2 separate regions of the Homo sapiens genome follow, and region 1 is linked to region 2. A link is a loop called in an ENCODE intact Hi-C map of the cell type or tissue named here. Cell type or tissue: endothelial cell of umbilical vein. All regions are shown on one strand. Links, peaks and the distances in the headings refer to the core of each region. The heading gives the core; the rest is flanking DNA.

Region 1 (8,334 bases), core at 21-8,020, 150 kb before region 2:
TTTTTTTTTTTTTTTTTGAGACGGAGTCTTGCTCTGTCACCCAGGCTAGAGTGCAGTGGCGTGATCTCGGCTCACTGCAACCTCTACCTCCCGGGTTCAAGCGATTCTCCTGCCTCAACCTCCCAAGTAGCTGGAATTACAGGTGCCCGCCACTGAACCTGCCTAATTTTTGTATTTTTAGTATAGATGGGGGTTTCACCATCTTGGTCAGGCAGGTCTGGACCTCCTGACCTCATGATCCACCTGCCTTGGCCTCCCAAAGTGCTGGGATTACAAGCGTGAGCCATTGCCTGGCCAGATCCCATCTCTTTAAAAAAAAAAAAAAAAAAAAAAAAGCAGCAGCAGCAGCAGCAGCAAGGGTGGATCAACTGTGTCAAATGTTCCTGAAAGGCTGTGGATAAGGATTGAGAATTGCCCACTGGAAATGCATATAAAGTTTATCAGTGGCCTTGACAAGAGCAGGTTCCATGGAGTGGGTTCAGGAGAAACAGGAAGGTGAGAAAATAGAAATGGGAATTACACACAATTCTTTCAAAGAGTTGTGCCACAAATGGGGACAAGTAATGTGTCAGTAATAAGAGGAGGATCCAGGATCAAGGATGGAAAGCTGTTACAACACATTTGTAGGCTGCAGGGAAGGTGTAGAAAAGAGAGGAAAATTGTTGATGTTAACCTCTATTGAATACTTACTAAGTAGGAGCTGCATGAGGCATTTTGTATGATTATTTCCTTTAACCTGCACACCCAACCAATGAGGAAGAGAATATGATCATCCCGATTTCACAGAACGCAAAACTGAGGCATGGAAAGGATGGGGTGGGGTACATGGACGTGGTCATAGGGCTAGTAAGTGGGGGAACTTGGAAGTAACCGGGATGTCTGGCTCCAGAGCCCACATTCTTGCTCTCTTTCATTTGCTTTTTTTTTTTTTTTTTTGAGACAGAGTCTTGCTCTGTTGCCCAGGCTGGAGTGCAGTGGTGTGGTCTCGGCTCACTGCAACCTCCACCTCCTGGGTTCAAGCGATTCTCCTGCCTTACCTCCTAAGTAGCTGGGATTACAGGCATGCGCCACCATGCCCGCTAATTTTTGTATTTTTAGTAGAGGCGGGGTTTCCCCATGTTGGCCAGGCTGGTCTCGAACTCCTGACCTCAGGTGATTCACTTGCCTCAGCCTCCCAAAATGTTGGGATTACAGGCGTGAGCCACCGTGCCCAGCTTTTCATTTGCATTTTTAAAATGTATTTTTATTTTATTATTTATTTATTTATTTTGAGACAGAGTCTTGCTCTTGTCCCACAGGCTGCAGTGCAGTGGTGCGATCTTGGCTCACTGCAACCTCCACCTCCCGGGTTTGAGCGATTTTCCTGCCTCAGCCTCCTGAGTAGCTGAGACTACAGGTGTGTGCCACCACACCCAGCTAATTTTTTGTATTCTGTTTTTTAGTAGAGACGGGGTTTCACCATGTTGGCCAGGATGGTCTCGATCTCTTGACCTCATGATCCACCTGCCTTGGCCTCCCAAAGTGCTGGGATTACAGGCGTGAGCCACCGTGCCCGGCTCCCCATATTTTTTTTTTTTTGAGACAGGGTCTCACTCTGTTGCCCATGCTGGAGTATAGTGGCACAGTCATGGCTCACTGTAACCTCTTGCCTCCTGGAGCTCAAGCAATCCTCTCACCTCAGCCTCTTGAGTAGCTGGGACCACAGGAGTGCACCATCAGGTCCAGCTAATTTTTATATTTTTTATAGAGATGGGGTCTCACTGTGTTGCCCAGACAGATCTTGAACTCCTGGGCTCGAGTGATTGTCCCTCCTCAGCCTCCCAAAATGTTGGGATTACAGGCATGAGCCACTGCACCTGGCCTATTTAAATTCATTTCTTATTGCAAATTGTAACCACTGTCTAAAATTTATATCTATTATCGTTTGTTCTCCCCTTGGTAGGAAAACACAATTATTGGCCTTTCAAGACTCCACTGAAGCATATCCCCTGAAATTTGCAACTGACTGCTCCCACCCTGTCCCTCTGCTTCTGAAGCAAATCCTGTCATAGCCCCTATGGAACTGTCCAACCCAACACCCCCTGTATTCCTATTGTGTCTGTTTTCTTGTCAATGTCCTGCAGTGGAACAGAAGCTCCTCAAAGTCTCCGGTTGCCTCCAATTCTCCTTTCTATCCCTAGCTGGCAGGACAAGCCTTCAAACAATAAATATCTGTCAGGAGTTTTATGGATGGATGAGTGAATGAACTTAAAAAGCATACTAGGGACCGGGCACGGTGGCTCACGCCTGTAATCCCAGCACCTTGAGAGGCCAAGGTGGGCAGATCACCTGAGGTCAGGAGTTTGAGACCAGCCTGGCCAAAATGGTGAAACCCTGTCTCTACAAAAATACAAAAATTAGCCAGGCATGGTGACATGCACCTGTAATCCTAACTACTCGGGAGGCTGAGGCAGGAGAATCACTTGAACCCAGGAGGTGGAGGTTGAAGTGAGCAGAGATCATGCCACTGCACTCCAGCTTGGGTGACAAAGTGAGACTCCATCTCAAAAAAAAAGCATACTGGGAATATTGGAAGCCACAGGACAGCTGAATATGGGCTTCTCCACCTACAAGCTGCATAGAGACAAAAGTGCTCTCAAAATTCAAAGTTCAAAAAAAATCTCTGGGGAGTAGAGGTTTGAAGGTGAGGATACTTGTTAAAAAGTGCAGGTTCTGGCTGGGGGCGGTGGCTCATGCCTGTAATCCCAGCACTTTGGGAGGCCGAGGCGGGCAGATCGCCTGAGGTCAGGAGTTTGAGACCAGCCTGGCCAACATGGTGAAACCCCATCTCTACTAAAATTACAAAAATCAGCTGGGCGTGGTGGTGGGCGCCTGTAATCCCAGCTACTCAGGAGGCTGAGGCAGGAGAATCATTTGAACCCGGGAAGTGCAGGCTGCAGTGAGCCAAGGTCGCCCCACTGCACTCCAGGCTGGGCGACAGAGTGAAATTCCATCTAAAAAAAAAAAACCAAACCAACAAACAAACAAAAAAAACCAGTGCAGATTCCTAGGCTTGACTCCCAGAGATTCTATTCAGTATGTCTGAGGTGGAGTCCAAGAGTTAGTACAGGGGTTTCTTTCCAAAGAATTCCATGCAATACTCCCTAGTCCTCCCACTGGAAGGTCAGGGAATCAGGAGACCTGGATTCTAGGCCACATTCTACTACTTATCATCTGGGAAGGGTTGCCAGATAAAATATGGCATGCAATATTTGGGACATGCAATACTAAAAAATTATTCATTATTTATATGAAATGCAAATTTAACTGGGCTTCCTATATGTCTGTTTGCTGAATCTGGCAACCTTCCAGCTGGGTGACCTCAGCCAAGCTGCATAACTTCCTAGAGCTTCAGTCTACTTATCTGTAAAATGGAGAAATTTGATCTTTCCTTATGGTCCTGAGGATTGAGAGCTTCATGTAAAGTGCTTAACTGCCGTGAATGGCACATGGTAAGTGCCCAGTAAATAAGCTATAAGAGGCCGGGCATGGTGACTCACGCCTGTAATCCCAGCACTTTGAGAGGCCGAGGCAGGCGGATCATGAGGTCAGGAGTTCGAGACCAGCCTGGGCAATATGGTGAAACCCCATCTCTACTAAAAATACAAAAAGTTAGCTGAGCGTGGTGGCGGGCGCCTGTAGTCCCAGCTACTCGGGAGGCTGAGGCAGGAGAATCGCTTGAACCCGGGAGGCAGAGGTTGCAGTGAGCTGAGATGGCACCACTGCACTCCAGCCTGGGTGACAGAGTGAGACTCTGACTCAAAAAAAAAAAAAAAAAAAAAGAAGGATTTATTTTAATTTTAATTTCTCTTACAGCATTAAAATGGAATTCATCAAGTAAGATTTACACATACTTCTCAGAAATACATCTTATGGCCAGTCTGTCTGGCAGCTGGCTGAGATGGTGAGATATGGACAGCCTGAGGCAGTCCTGGGCCCCAAAGAGAGGGTTAATGGGGGACATTTAAATTCTCATTCAGGCCGGGTGTGGTGGCTCACACCTGTAATCCCAGCACTTTGGGAGGCCGAGGCAGGATGCTCACTTGAGCCCGGTAGTTTGAGGCCAGCCTGCGTAACATGCCGAGACCCCGTCTCTACCAAAAATACAAAAATTAGCCGAGCGTGGTGGCGCATGCTATGGCCCCAGCTACTCAGGAGGCTGAGGCGGGAGGATGGCTTGAGCCCAGGAGGTGGAGGTTGCAGTGAGTTGAGATCTCCCCACTGCACTCCAGCCTGGGAGACAGAGTGAGACCCCATCTCAAAAAACTAATAATAAATACAATAAATAAATAAATAAATACATTCTCATTCAGACACTGATTTCTCAATCAGATTTTAGAGTTTCCCCAAATGAGCAAACTAGTAGGAAAAAAAAAAAGAGTGTGATCCTTCCAGAAACCAGTAGGGGGGAGTGTGTGCATTTCAGGATAAAACTAAAATACTACAGGATTCAGTCAAACAGCCCTGGCTGCAGGTTTTTCGCATCTTGGGAACAATGGAGGGCCTAATAAAGTCCTGGGGAGTGCACTGGTCAAGGCAAGGGTCAGTGCAGACCCCAAAATGCTGAGAAAATCAGCCTATACAGGGACAGCTCCTGTGGGCCATCTGTGGGAGGATGTTGTGGAAAATGAGAAACTAACGCAGATTTGGGAATATGGTATATAGAAGGAAAAAGAGACTTTGTATGTTGAAAGACGCCAAAAAAATCAAAAGCAAGTGAGAAACCAAGAGAAAAAAATTGCAAATTGTATGACAAAGAATTACAAAATGTATAAAGCTGTTCCACCAATTATCAAACCAAAGGTCAAAAAACAAAAAACAAACAAACAAAAAAACTAGAAGTAAAATGGATAAGAGATGAACACAGGTAATTTATGTAAGAAATAAGAACTATAAATAGGCTGGGCAAGGTGGCTCACGCCTGTTACCCCAGCACTTTGGGAGGCCAAGGCAGGAGGATCTCTTGAGCCCAAAATTTCGAGAACAGCCTGGGCAACATAGTGGGACCCCTGTCTACTCAGGAGTCCCAGCTACTCGGGAGGCTGAGGCAGGAAGATTGCTTGATCCCAGGAGTTGGAAGCTGCAGTGACCCATGATTGCACCACTGTACTCCAGCCTGGGCAACAGAGTGAGACCCTGTTTCAAAATAAAAAAAGAAAAAAAGAGGAAAGAAATATTAATACATAATAAACATACATTTAAAAGATTAATCTCTCTGGCAACAAGGAAATACAAATGAAAACACTGCAGGGGCTTTCTGCCTCGTTTTCCTATGCTTATTATCCATTGAGCACTTGTTCTGGGCCAGGCATTGTGCAAAGAGCTTTCTAGACATCAACTCAGAATTTAATGTTTACAAAAACTCTGAGAAGTAGGAACAAACATTATCCTCATTTTACCTAAAGAATGCGGCTCTGAAAGGTTAGTAACTTGCCTGGAGTTTACCCAGCTGGGAAGGGCAAGCAGGGTTCGGACCCATGTTTGTGTGATTCCAAGTCCTTCTTCTCCCCATACTGATTTCTCTGGGACCTCAATTGATATGTCCAAGCAGCATCCAGTGCTTGAATATGGTGCTTTGGAGAAGGCCCTGGAAGCTGTGAGCCCCAAGCAGCCAAAGAGGAACAGAAAAGAAAGAAAGAAACAAACAAAACCTCAGAAAATCAGACAGCAATGGAAGTGGTCCTGGGGAAGCAGGGTGTTTTGGCAGAACATAGAAAATGGGAATTTGGGGACTGGAGAGATGGGGGTTTGGAACGCCAATTGGGGGCTAGAGGAAACAGTTCGTGGCACATTCTAAGCAGGCTGGGGTCTGGCTGGCTTGAATGTTCACAGCCCTGGAGGATGGAAGCTGAGGAATCTGTTTGTCATCCACTGCATGCTGAGCTGCCATTCTCATATCTAAACCTTCCAGCCCCAAGTCCCTCATTCCCTCCCTCCTTCTCGCACCTGCTGGCAGCGGGGGCTCCAATGAATGGACAAGTTCCATGAATTCTTGCCCCTTCCCCCACCTTTTACATAGCCAAGCCCTGGAACAAAAGGCGCCCTGAGTCTGGGGCCCCTTCCCTGGACTCCTGCCAGCTCCAGGGAGTGCTAGACAGCTGGAGCCGAGCTCCACACCACACCATTTACATCTTTTACAGCCTTCCCACCCCATGATCCTCTCTCCCCACTCATGGCCACGGCTCAGGCCCACTGGACCCCAGGACGCTCCTCCTCGTTCCCTGGAGGTTGAGGGGAGTTGCTGTGACACAGATAGGGCAGCGGGATATGGGTGTGTGGTTCACATCCTAGAATCCAGGGCTGAAGGTGTAGATCCTTTGTCTAGGACAATCCATCCCACCCACCAAGCAGCAGCAATGGGAAGCTCCTTGCCTGTCACTTTGTGCTCCTGATTTCAGGCCCCACAGGTGGCTGTCCTGTAGGATTTGGGATCCTCTTTCCTAGGTGGTTGGTTCCCTATCTCCTTGGATTAGGTATCCTAGTGGTTTTATCCACTGATAAATACACTATTTATTGAGCACCTATTGTGTGCTTGGAACAATGGTAGGTGCGTCGCATCTGTTTCCTCATTTAATCCTCACCACAGCCCAAGGTGAAATATATGTGGATCCAGAGGCTCACCCCAAGCCTCCTCGGTCCGCTGGTCCACAGTAGTGACAGGATGTGAATCCAGGTCTTCCCCACCTGCCACCTTGAGTAGGAATCCGAGGACCAACTGGGTAACTCTTCCCTCAAACTCTCTTGCACAGTTCCGCAGTCTGCACTGTTTACCTGTTTACCGACTGTCTCCCAAATCACAGGAGCCATCCTATGATCCTGCCCTTTCCTGATCCGCAGGGATGGCCCCACCCAGGCTCCCCTTCCTCCCAGGCAGCCTCCTAAAGTCCACATTTTGTTTCAAATTCCCGTAGAGCAGGACAGGCCAGGAAAAGGGGCAGTTATACCTTCCCTTGGTGAGAAGCCCTCTCAAGACACAGGCCTGGCTTTGGTTTGCTGCTCCGCGATTCCTCCTTCCTCTCTTGCAAGCCTTGCCCTTGTGGACTGGGCCTAATTTCAGACAACATAAGCACTGGTTGATTTTATTTTATTATTATTATTATTATTATTTGAGATGGAGTCTCACTTCGTTGCCCAGGCAGGAGTGCAGTGAATGGTGCAATCTCAGCTCACTGCAACCTGTGCCTCCCAGGTTCGAGCAATTCTCTTGCCTCAGCCTCCCAAGTAGCTGGGACTACAGGTGCCCACCACCACGCCTGGCTAATTTTTGTCTTTTTAGTAGAGACAGGGTTTCACAATGTTGGCCGGGCTGGTCGCGAACCCCTGAGGTCAGATGATCCACCCACCTCAGCCTCCCAAAGTGCTGGGATTACAGGCATGAGCCACTGCGCCTGGCCCTTGTGGGTGATCTTGTCCTGGAGGAGATCGGGGCGAAGGAAAGGCGTGAGCCACCACACCTGGCTAGTGCTGGTTGATTCTAATTGGTATGTTCCACCTCTTCTGAGAGCTTCCTGAAGTACCTCCAACTTCCTGGGTTATGAGCCAATATATCAAAAGGTACCCTGCAGGGTGAGGACGGAAGACCCTGTGCCCTGGCCACCTCCTGCCTCAGAGAAGCCACAATAGAGCTGTCAGAGGTGGCCATGGTTTCTGTCAGTCCAGCCAGCCCTCTGTCTGGAGAGCCCAGTGGATCTCTGTAGTCCGTTGAGGGGCTCAGAAGCCATTTCAGCCACAATACTCCCAAGTATGTACCCAATGAATGATATCACAAAGTGCTGCCTTCAATTACCCCAAAATAAAAATATATAAATAAATATGTGTCTACAGATTGTTTTTTTGACCAAGCAATTCTACTTGGTGAGTCTTACAGGAAGGAACTTTTGCAAAACATACACACATTTGTTTACTGCAACACTGTTTCTGATAGTGAAAAACAGGAAAAAGTCAATGTTCAGTTGCAAGGGATTGCTTAAATAAATTATAATACCTCCCTACAACAAAACATTCTACAGCTGTTAAAAAACGAGGTAATTTTATACTGACAAGGAAAGAGATCCATGACATACTGCAGGGTTAAAAAGAGTAAGTTATTGGCCAGGTGCCCTGGCTCATGCTTGTAATCCCAGCACTTCAGGAGGCTGAGATGGGTGGATCACCTGAGGTCAGGGGTTCGAGACCAGCCTGGCCAACATGGTGAAACCTTGTCTCTACTAAAAATACAAAAATTGGGGCTGGGTGCAGTGGCTCACGCCTGTAATCCCAGCACTTTGGGAGGCTGAAGTGGGCGGATCACCTGAG
Region 2 (8,334 bases), core at 203-8,202:
TTTTCTTCCCTTTGGAGACAAGGCTGCTATAGGGTTAAATGGTCTGATCCAAGACCTACAGAAAAAAGACATTTTTCCCTATTAAAAAAATTCATTAAACAATTGCTGAGGTCTAGGCATTTATTGAAAGATGAAAGGGTAGTCTCTATTCTCAAGATGTTTACAGTCTAGTAGGAAGGTAAGCAGACACATAAAAATCATACATGAAAAAGAATGTGGTTAAGTGTCTTAAAAAGAGAGGGTTAGAATCTGGCTTAATGAAGGCAAACCAGAGTGTGGCATCAGAGAGGCCATCAGTCTTGAAAGGCACCTGGAATTAAATTTGGAAGACAAATGCATGGCAAATGCCTATGATTCTAGGCCACTGAGCAGTTTCCATGGCTGCAACCTTCCTTTTTTATCTAGGATGATAATAATAATACTAACGACCTTTCTCAGCTACTTATTATGCGTCAGGTACTGCACTGAGCACTTTGCATCCCCCATCTCATGTCATCATTAGAACCACCTGAGGTGGGTATATTCTTATCATCCTGTTTTACAGCTGAGGAAATTAAGGCCCTAAGAGGTTAAGGAACTCATCAAAAGTCAAGCAGCTGGAAAAAGTTGGAGGTGAGATATAAACCCAGCTTGTATTTAACATTTTAAATGTTACAGAAATCTGTAAACAACTACTGCTTCCAAAAGTGAAAACCTCCCCACAGATTCTGGGGAAGTGCTCAACTGTCCTGTGGAGCAGTCCAAGTTCTAGTGGCATCTCTCTCTCTCTCTTTCTCTGGTGCCAGGCTCTTAGACTCTGAAGCTCCTGGGAGGGTCTGAGACTAACAATTCCAGGCAGGAAAAAGGCAAGATTAGGAGAAAAAAAAATCAGCATCACAAATCTCAGAATTCTGCAGAACCAAGTGAAAGTCTCCTGGGCCCAACATATCTGAAATGGTCTCTAAAGCAAATGTCTTGGCCTTAGTCTCCATCCTAAGCCTCTCTGGAGTTCAGAGATTTTCCCCGCCCTCACAATATGAGTAACTAGAAAACGATTCATCTGTGTCCATTTGCCAGTGGTTCTTCAACTTCCTTTCAGCGTCTCAATGCATCATAAGCTGTTAGTCCTGACAGAGGCTTTAGTGATTAGTCCAATCCCTTCAATTTGTACATTACACATTAACAGTGGTTAATGGAAGAGCTTCTGGGATGTTTTCTCTTTGTTTTAGTAAAAAAATCATCTTACCACTAAACACTAATGTGAGAGTTACTTTGATTGCAAAACAGAAAAGAATCTTACAAGCATTGTGTGTGTACACTGAGAATCTCCATCAAACCTCATCTTTCCTATGTTGATCCATTTGCAGTATCCCCCTTTGTGGCAGAGGCATATGGATGGTTGAGGGTGTAGTGGGCAGAGCAATGCATTTCTCCAGCGCTGAGAACAGTCTGCTGCTGCTGGCCTGCTCTCTGCTTTTTGATCTGGCACACCCAGCAGCTCTGCCATGTTCAAGGCCAGCAGCCATCCATTTGTCTGCCAGGCTCCTTCTTGGCCTTACCCACTGGCAGTCAGAGCTAAGCTGATCTTTCTGCCTGCTGGCTGCTTATCTGGGACATATGATTTGTGGAGGACGGCCTGCTAGAAGGGAGCCGTCCTTCTCCAAGCCCCTGCAGGTGAGGGGAGCCACACTGACATGCCACGTCTGCTCCAGAATCTCAGGCTCTTAGTCTCCATTTGCAACTGCAAACACCTGTGCTCTGTGGCTAGCATTGGGCAGTGAGCAGAGAACAGGCATGGGAACATCTGCAGAAAGTAGAAGAGGTCACTGTTCTTCTGCCCCAGTCGAGAGGAGCTGGCCGGATCCACTCACCCACATTGCCCACCCTCTTCCAGGACCCTTGAGCCACCTATGCAGGCCATCTCCTGGTCTCCACCCTCCCCTCCACCCCTTTTTAGGAACCAAACCCCTGGTTTGGAGAGCCTGGTAGGTTCCCATAGCAATGGGCCTTTTAGCTGTTTCCATGGCAACCAACACCCAGACCATTTAGTTGCTAGTCAACTGACAGCTGTAAGTGAATCGGATTCAGTTTAGAATCTAGGGATAGGCTGAGGAATTCTCTTCAGAGAAAAAGACACAACCACCCAAAATGACTCAAATCCTTCAAAGACTTTCAGGCAACATCTGTGGAGATCCAGAGCCACTTTCTACTTTGGGTCACTCAACCCTGTCTCCCCCCAGCCCCATTCCCAACACACACACACACACACACACACACACACACACACACACACACACACACAACCCTGTCTCCCCCCAGCCCCATTCCCAACACACACACACACACACACACACACACACCCTCGCCTGAGTGTTCCAGGCCTTTAAATAAGGCATACCCCAACCTCTATTTCCTGTTCTGTCTCTTCCTTGGGAAAAACACTTGTTTAACGTGACTTTCACCTTGGCGACTTTCTTACACGACTCCTTTTTCTGTGCTAATGCTTTTCTTATATACTGTAACCCTGTCCTTGTACCAACCCATTTAACCATTGCTTTTTGGATTATCTGAAGTGAATGGCTGATCCCAGATCATTTTCTCTTAGTTGACCTCACCTATTTCAAGCCACTCTTCCTATGTCTGGAGGGTGTTCTCAGAGAACAAGCTGTTTTTATCAACCTTTCCAAAGCATAATCAAGATCACCCTGTTTCTTTTCTGAAAGACTTTGTGTTAAAAAAAAAAAAGATCACTCTGTTCCTTTTAAAAAAAGTCAACTAAGATTTAAAAACCAAATATGCAGGATTTAAAATTACTCCATGCTTGTTGCTTTTTATTAGTATGAAGATTTGACTGAATACTAGTCTTCATATTTAACCTTTTCCCAAACTGGAGATATGAGGTGTTGGGTTCCCTTTATTCTATAAGCAGGGGTGCCCCTCATTATTATTTCAACAATTAGAATCTGGGATTTATCTGTCCTGGAATTCATGTAAGAGCTGAGCCTCCAAAACCTGCTCCGTGGACTAGAAAAGCATGAGACGGTCATTGGAAAGAGGATGACCTTTTTGATATACCTAAGATTCAGTGCTTCTCAATGTTTTAATGACTCACGGGGGCGTCTGTGAACTGTCTGTAGAAGACGACCTTTCAAACTAATCCCCCCACGGGAGCCCTACCTAGCTCACGGCTGCAGGCTTCATGTAGCCCCGCGATGGCTGGCAAACAGTCACAAGCTGTTGTGTTCCCCTTTTGCTCTGATGGAAGGGTATAAACTAGCCGAAATACTTTTTAATTTCGATTTCTGAAATATCTACTTATACTCTTTGTCTTTAGTGCTTCCCCACCCTTTTCATTATCACTCCTTACAGGAGCTTTTATGGACCTTTTAATCCTAATCGACCACCCCACCAAATTTTAATACCGCAGATATAATATGTATCTGTTTATGTATTATCTGTCTGTTCCTGCTTTACACATAAAAAGATTAAGAATTTTTTTGTCCCTAAGAACAAATTTTCACAAAGAATGCAAGTTATAAACAATGAAAGATATACAGTATTAAAACATTGTTTCAAATTTGAAGAATAAGTGGAGGAAAGAAAAATATATTTTAGAACTTAGATATGTAAATTATTTCCAAAATAGTTTAACACTCAAACTAGTCAGCTGTATCAAAATCAATTCTCCCTGAAGTAGGCACTGTTCCTAGCTAGAGGCAAGTACTCATTTTGCATGGTATTGTGAGTCCTGTCTTCTTTTAACACAAGGGCAGAGGAGTATGCAGGGTGGGTAGCTGTTAACTTCAAAGGAGCTAAATGGCATGAGAAATCTTCTGGGAATAGGGAGACAGTGGACACATGAGAATTGAGCTTTTCCAGGCCTTTCAGAAAGTTCTTGTGCACAGAGGATAGCCTCATCCTTCTGAGGAGACATCATCAAATCTCAGATTGAACCTTCTAATTTTCCTGCTATTTGTAGACAAAGAAGAATGTCTGTCTCCCAGAGTGACAGCTAACATTTAGAGAGTATATACTATAGCCAGGGTCATTCTAAGTGTTTTACATGCCTCATCTCATTTAGTCTTCACAGCCCTATTATTATTAGTCCTATTTAACAGATAAGGAGACTGACACACAGAGAGATGAAGTGATTTCAAGATCACACTGGTAGTCCTGTTAATTGTTGGTGCCAGGATTCAACCATAGGCAGTCCGAAGCCAGAGACCCGCACAACAGTTAACAGCCTCAGGAATTCACACAATTCTGATACATCTAGAGTCTGGTATGGGAGACAAGGTGGACTGTCACTCTAGACTCAATGTGGCAGGATACACAAAAGATCTTAGGTAAAAAGTACACTGGTTGACTGGCTCCTAGCATTAACTAGGAAAGCTTGGCTGTTGATAACTGTATTCCTGATCCATCACTGTCCCCTGGTGGTTTTCCTGGGAAACTCACAGACCAAAGAAATCCAAGGGTCTAGTGAAATTAGTGGGATGAAAAGAACTGGATCAAATCAATCACTTGCTCACAAGCACTTTGTATGAATGTTCCTTCCTTTTGCCCTAACAATGGATGACCTAAGGTCCATGTTATTCAACTCAATTGTGAATGGGGTTGTAATCCCTGTACCACCTAAGAGCTGACTGCTAGTATACTGACTCAAAATAGGTGGCAAAATATATGCCCATGATTATACTTGTACTTTAAGATAGGAAACTCCAAGATTTAATTAATTTAGCCATTACTTGCTACAACTTCACATTTCATTTTTAAGCTTCTAGGCTTTCTTCACAGCAGTGTTCCCAAAAGATCACCATGCCTCATCCTAACCTGTAATCCCTAACCCCTACCTGCCCTCCCCACCAAATTCAGTTCCTTCAACCTTTCAGGCGTTATTATTCAACTAGGTGATTTTTACTTTCACTGCTTCTTTCGAGCATGCTTGGTGGTATAAGATTGTGTCAAATAAAGCAAAACAAGGCCATTTTATATAAAATAGATATGGTCTTACTGGACAAAAAGGAGGAAAAAGAGTTTCTGAAAAAGTCATGTCTTCAGTGCACTCTGGGACCACGGAACTGGGGGCCTGCCTTCCATGGTTCTAGCAGAATGTACCCTGAAAGGAGCAGGAGAAGACCACAGCCCACATGCAGAAGACAAGACAAACGAGTTTTTATTTATTCAAGAGTAAATTTCCAGGTGTAGAAAGAGGCCACAAGTTAATGTTGTTAAAAAAAAAATTAAACATCTGCTAACCAAGTGCTGCATTTAATGAAACCACCTAAGACAGAAAAAGAGACATGAGACAACCACTGAGAACCAGCCACCCGGAGCTCAGTTTCTGCTACAGAGCACCTCCTCTTCAACGAATCACTGGATACCATTGGAGAGCAAGTCACTGTTGTTGAAGCAGCAGAGCTGGAGGTGCTGTCAAGAGTCTCAGCAGACTCATTGGCCAGATGCACCGAACTCAATGAGGCACTTAGAGATGAGAAACCTGTGGATGTAATGTCCCAGCTCAGTGGAAGTGGTTTGGAACCTTTCCTCCACTGTCAGGGCAATAACCCTAGGGCAAGTTATCAGACATTCCTAAGCAACCTCCTTCAGGTCCTGTCTGGCTGGACCTTCCTTACTCCGACAGAAAAAAACCAATGAAGACAGTTAAATCAATCTCTACAGTCTCACTCTCTCTTCTTTCCTTCAACCTTTTTTTTTTTTAACAAAGGATATTACAAAGGCAACAGTTCTGAGCTCTCAGGAAATAGGGTCTCAGATGCTTTTAGAGGTTGAGAGGCATAAAACAGCAGTCTTGAAATTCCTTTTATCTTATGGCACTGATTTAGTTTCAGTCTGATTTCTCCTCCACTTTCTTCCCTCCACCCATGCCCTCTCACCCCCAGATAGACTTACGATCTGTACTGGGATTTCCCAGCAGAAGAGACTTTGGTTTTTGTCATCCTGAAGTTGCCACTCCACCACCAGTTTTATCTGGAGAAAGAGAAAAATAATTGAGAAAAATGAAAATAGGACCTGACTTCTATCCATAATTGGTTTAACTATGAATCCTAGATGTACAGTAGCAAACTTCCTAACTCCTCATACTTTTTTTCTTAAATCATGAGGGCTGCTTAGCATGTGGGCACAGCTTACAGCCTTAAGAGAGTGAACAAAGTTATACTTGTGATTTGATGCTAGCAGCACCACATACTAACTTGGTTAATTTATCAAATGTAATTTCTAAAGCATTCTCTTCTCTCTTAGATCAATGGCATATAAATGAAGTGATACGGTTTGGTTATTTGTCCCTTTGAAATTTCATGTTGACATGTGACCTCCAATGTTGGAGGTGGGCCTGGTGGGAAGTATTGGATCATGGAGGAAGATCCCTCATGAACGGCTTAGCACCGTCCCCTTGGTGATGAGTGAGTTCTCACTGACTTCACATGAGATCTGGCTGTTTAAAAGAGTCTGGGGCCTCCCCCTTCTCTTTCTTGCTTTAGTGCTGGCCATGTGACACGCTGGCTCCCCTTTGCCTTCTGTCCTAACAGTAAGCTTCCTGAAGCCTCACCAGAAGCAGGTGGTGGCACTATGCTTCAGGTACAGCTTGCTGAACCGTGAGCTGATCAAACCTCTTTTCAAGTTACCCAGTCTTAGGTATTCCTTTACAACAAGGCAAATGGACTAACACATGAAGGCTTACATGAATAATTTCACATTTAAGCAATTTCTCATGTATTTGGCAATCTGATCCAGCTTTTTCCCAATGTAACCATGAAGAGCAGAGAGTAAAAAAAATTTAGATTCTTAGGTATAAGGAAACGTTCTTGTTAGCTAGAAATGGAAATGTCAAAGCACAAAAGATGGCCTAGAGAAGTCTGTAGCTGTATGAATAATTTCAAGGATGACAACCTTTTGTAGCAATATACTTTCAGTTAACGCCCTTAAACTGCTTTCTAATAATGTACTTCATCAGAAATCCCTGCCTTGACTTGTTACACTCATATCACGTGAGTGGTCCCTTCCAATTCTTGATAACTCACTGACACTCTGCAGGTCCTTTCTTATGTGGACATTAGCTTACTTGTCACTAGTTACTACCTCTCTTTTGTACTCTAATGTTTCTTCACAATGGAACATGTGAGTGGCACTGATATTCAGGTTCTTGAAACTTGCCTTGTGAGTTTTTCCAGACTAGTATACATTAACTACTGCTTCATTTAGTGCTTAAGCAGTTTGAGCTATTTTTCAAATTAAATGTAACTCATTTAACAGACAATAACTACCATACATTAAGTACCTACTACGTATCAGGCTCTGACTAGTCACTGCATACGTAACTGAGGTTCAGACATGCCCATGGTTATGTGGATATTCATCTACTAATCTGTCCCTGACCTCTAAGGTCTCCAACAGCCCTTAAGCACAGACATCCTATATTTGAGTCTCTTTAGAATGTTCTTTAATTACTTACCTTTCCTAGAAAATAAATGGCCAGATATTGCTCCTGAGTTCTACTTGATTTCAAGAAATGCGGCTCTTTTTCTTCATGGAAAAAGGCCATCCCTCTATTTCCTCCATTCTTATCAAGATACATATCTTTAATACAGGTCCACTGCAGCAGGATCTACCTTATGAGTGCTTGGTAGAAAAAGAGGTAGGTGCAGCAGGGATGGGTCAGAGGTGAAGGTGGGGATTGGAGGGCAGAAAGAAGGCTGGAAAAAGCTACCTCTCTGCCATGGAGCTAACAAACTACTGCTCTCTTGTTTTGTTAAGAGATTAATGGAGAAACCAGGATTTTCTGATGACAATGTTAAGACAACTTGGATCTTTAATTATTTGGTACCTGGCTAAAATCTTTTAACATTGCACAGGCTTTGGAGTTATAAGACCCAGCTCAAAACCTGGGCTCCACTGCTTCTTAGTGGAGTGGACTCTGTTCATATTGCATAACTTCAGAGGCTCAAATTTCTTCAGCTGTAAAATAGAGATAATATCACCTCTACATAGGATGGTCATGAGATCCAAGTGAAATATTGTATATAAAAATGGCATCAGCCGTTGCTGTGCAGAGCCGAAGCAGGAGCCGCAGCTGGGAGGAGGGAGGAGGGAGGAGGGAGGAGGGAGGAGGAGGTGGAGGAGGTGCCAGACTGGGGGAATCATCAGTATTTAAACAGACCACATCACGGGTGAGCTAGTGGTCCTTGGTTCAGGAGGTGTTGGGCAGTCTGCTCTGATGGTTCAGTTTGTTCAGGGAATTTTTGTTGAAAAATATGACCCAACGATAGAAGATTCCTACAGAAAGCAAGTTGAAGTCAACTGCCAACAGTGTATGCTTAAAATCCTAGATACTGC

The links. Hi-C counts contacts between places; a loop is a spot of excess contacts. Peaks named below come from ENCODE experiments on the same cell type or tissue, not always from the same donor. Only the 100,000 strongest peaks of a DNase experiment are listed, where the experiment ranks them.
Region 1: it touches region 2 in a loop (12-fold over the local background); 6 of 110 quality-filtered maps call a loop at or near these places.

Annotation. Positions count from the first base shown.
Region 1 is chr14:74,320,588-74,328,921 of GRCh38, forward strand. It overlaps a transcript of VRTN not described here. Among named protein-coding and RNA genes, the nearest start is that of ABCD4, 22 kb to the left of the region's middle. RefSeq lists enhancers at 5,139-5,758, 6,999-7,620. In endothelial cell of umbilical vein, for the core only: a CTCF peak has its summit at 4,447 (motif pointing right); no DNase peak of the experiment used is centred there; H3K27me3 peaks cover 1,080 bases.
Region 2 is chr14:74,474,810-74,483,143 of GRCh38, forward strand. It overlaps NPC2 (NPC intracellular cholesterol transporter 2), which reads right to left. Exons shown (of 5, transcript NM_006432.5): 4 at 5,893-5,970; 5 at 5,131-5,479. The coding sequence ends at 5,465. It overlaps MIR4709 (microRNA 4709), which reads right to left and starts at 5,395; the gene lies at 5,324-5,395. It also overlaps a transcript of SYNDIG1L not described here and the pseudogene RAP1AP. In endothelial cell of umbilical vein, for the core only: a CTCF peak has its summit at 4,428 (motif pointing left); a DNase peak (open chromatin) is centred at 4,442.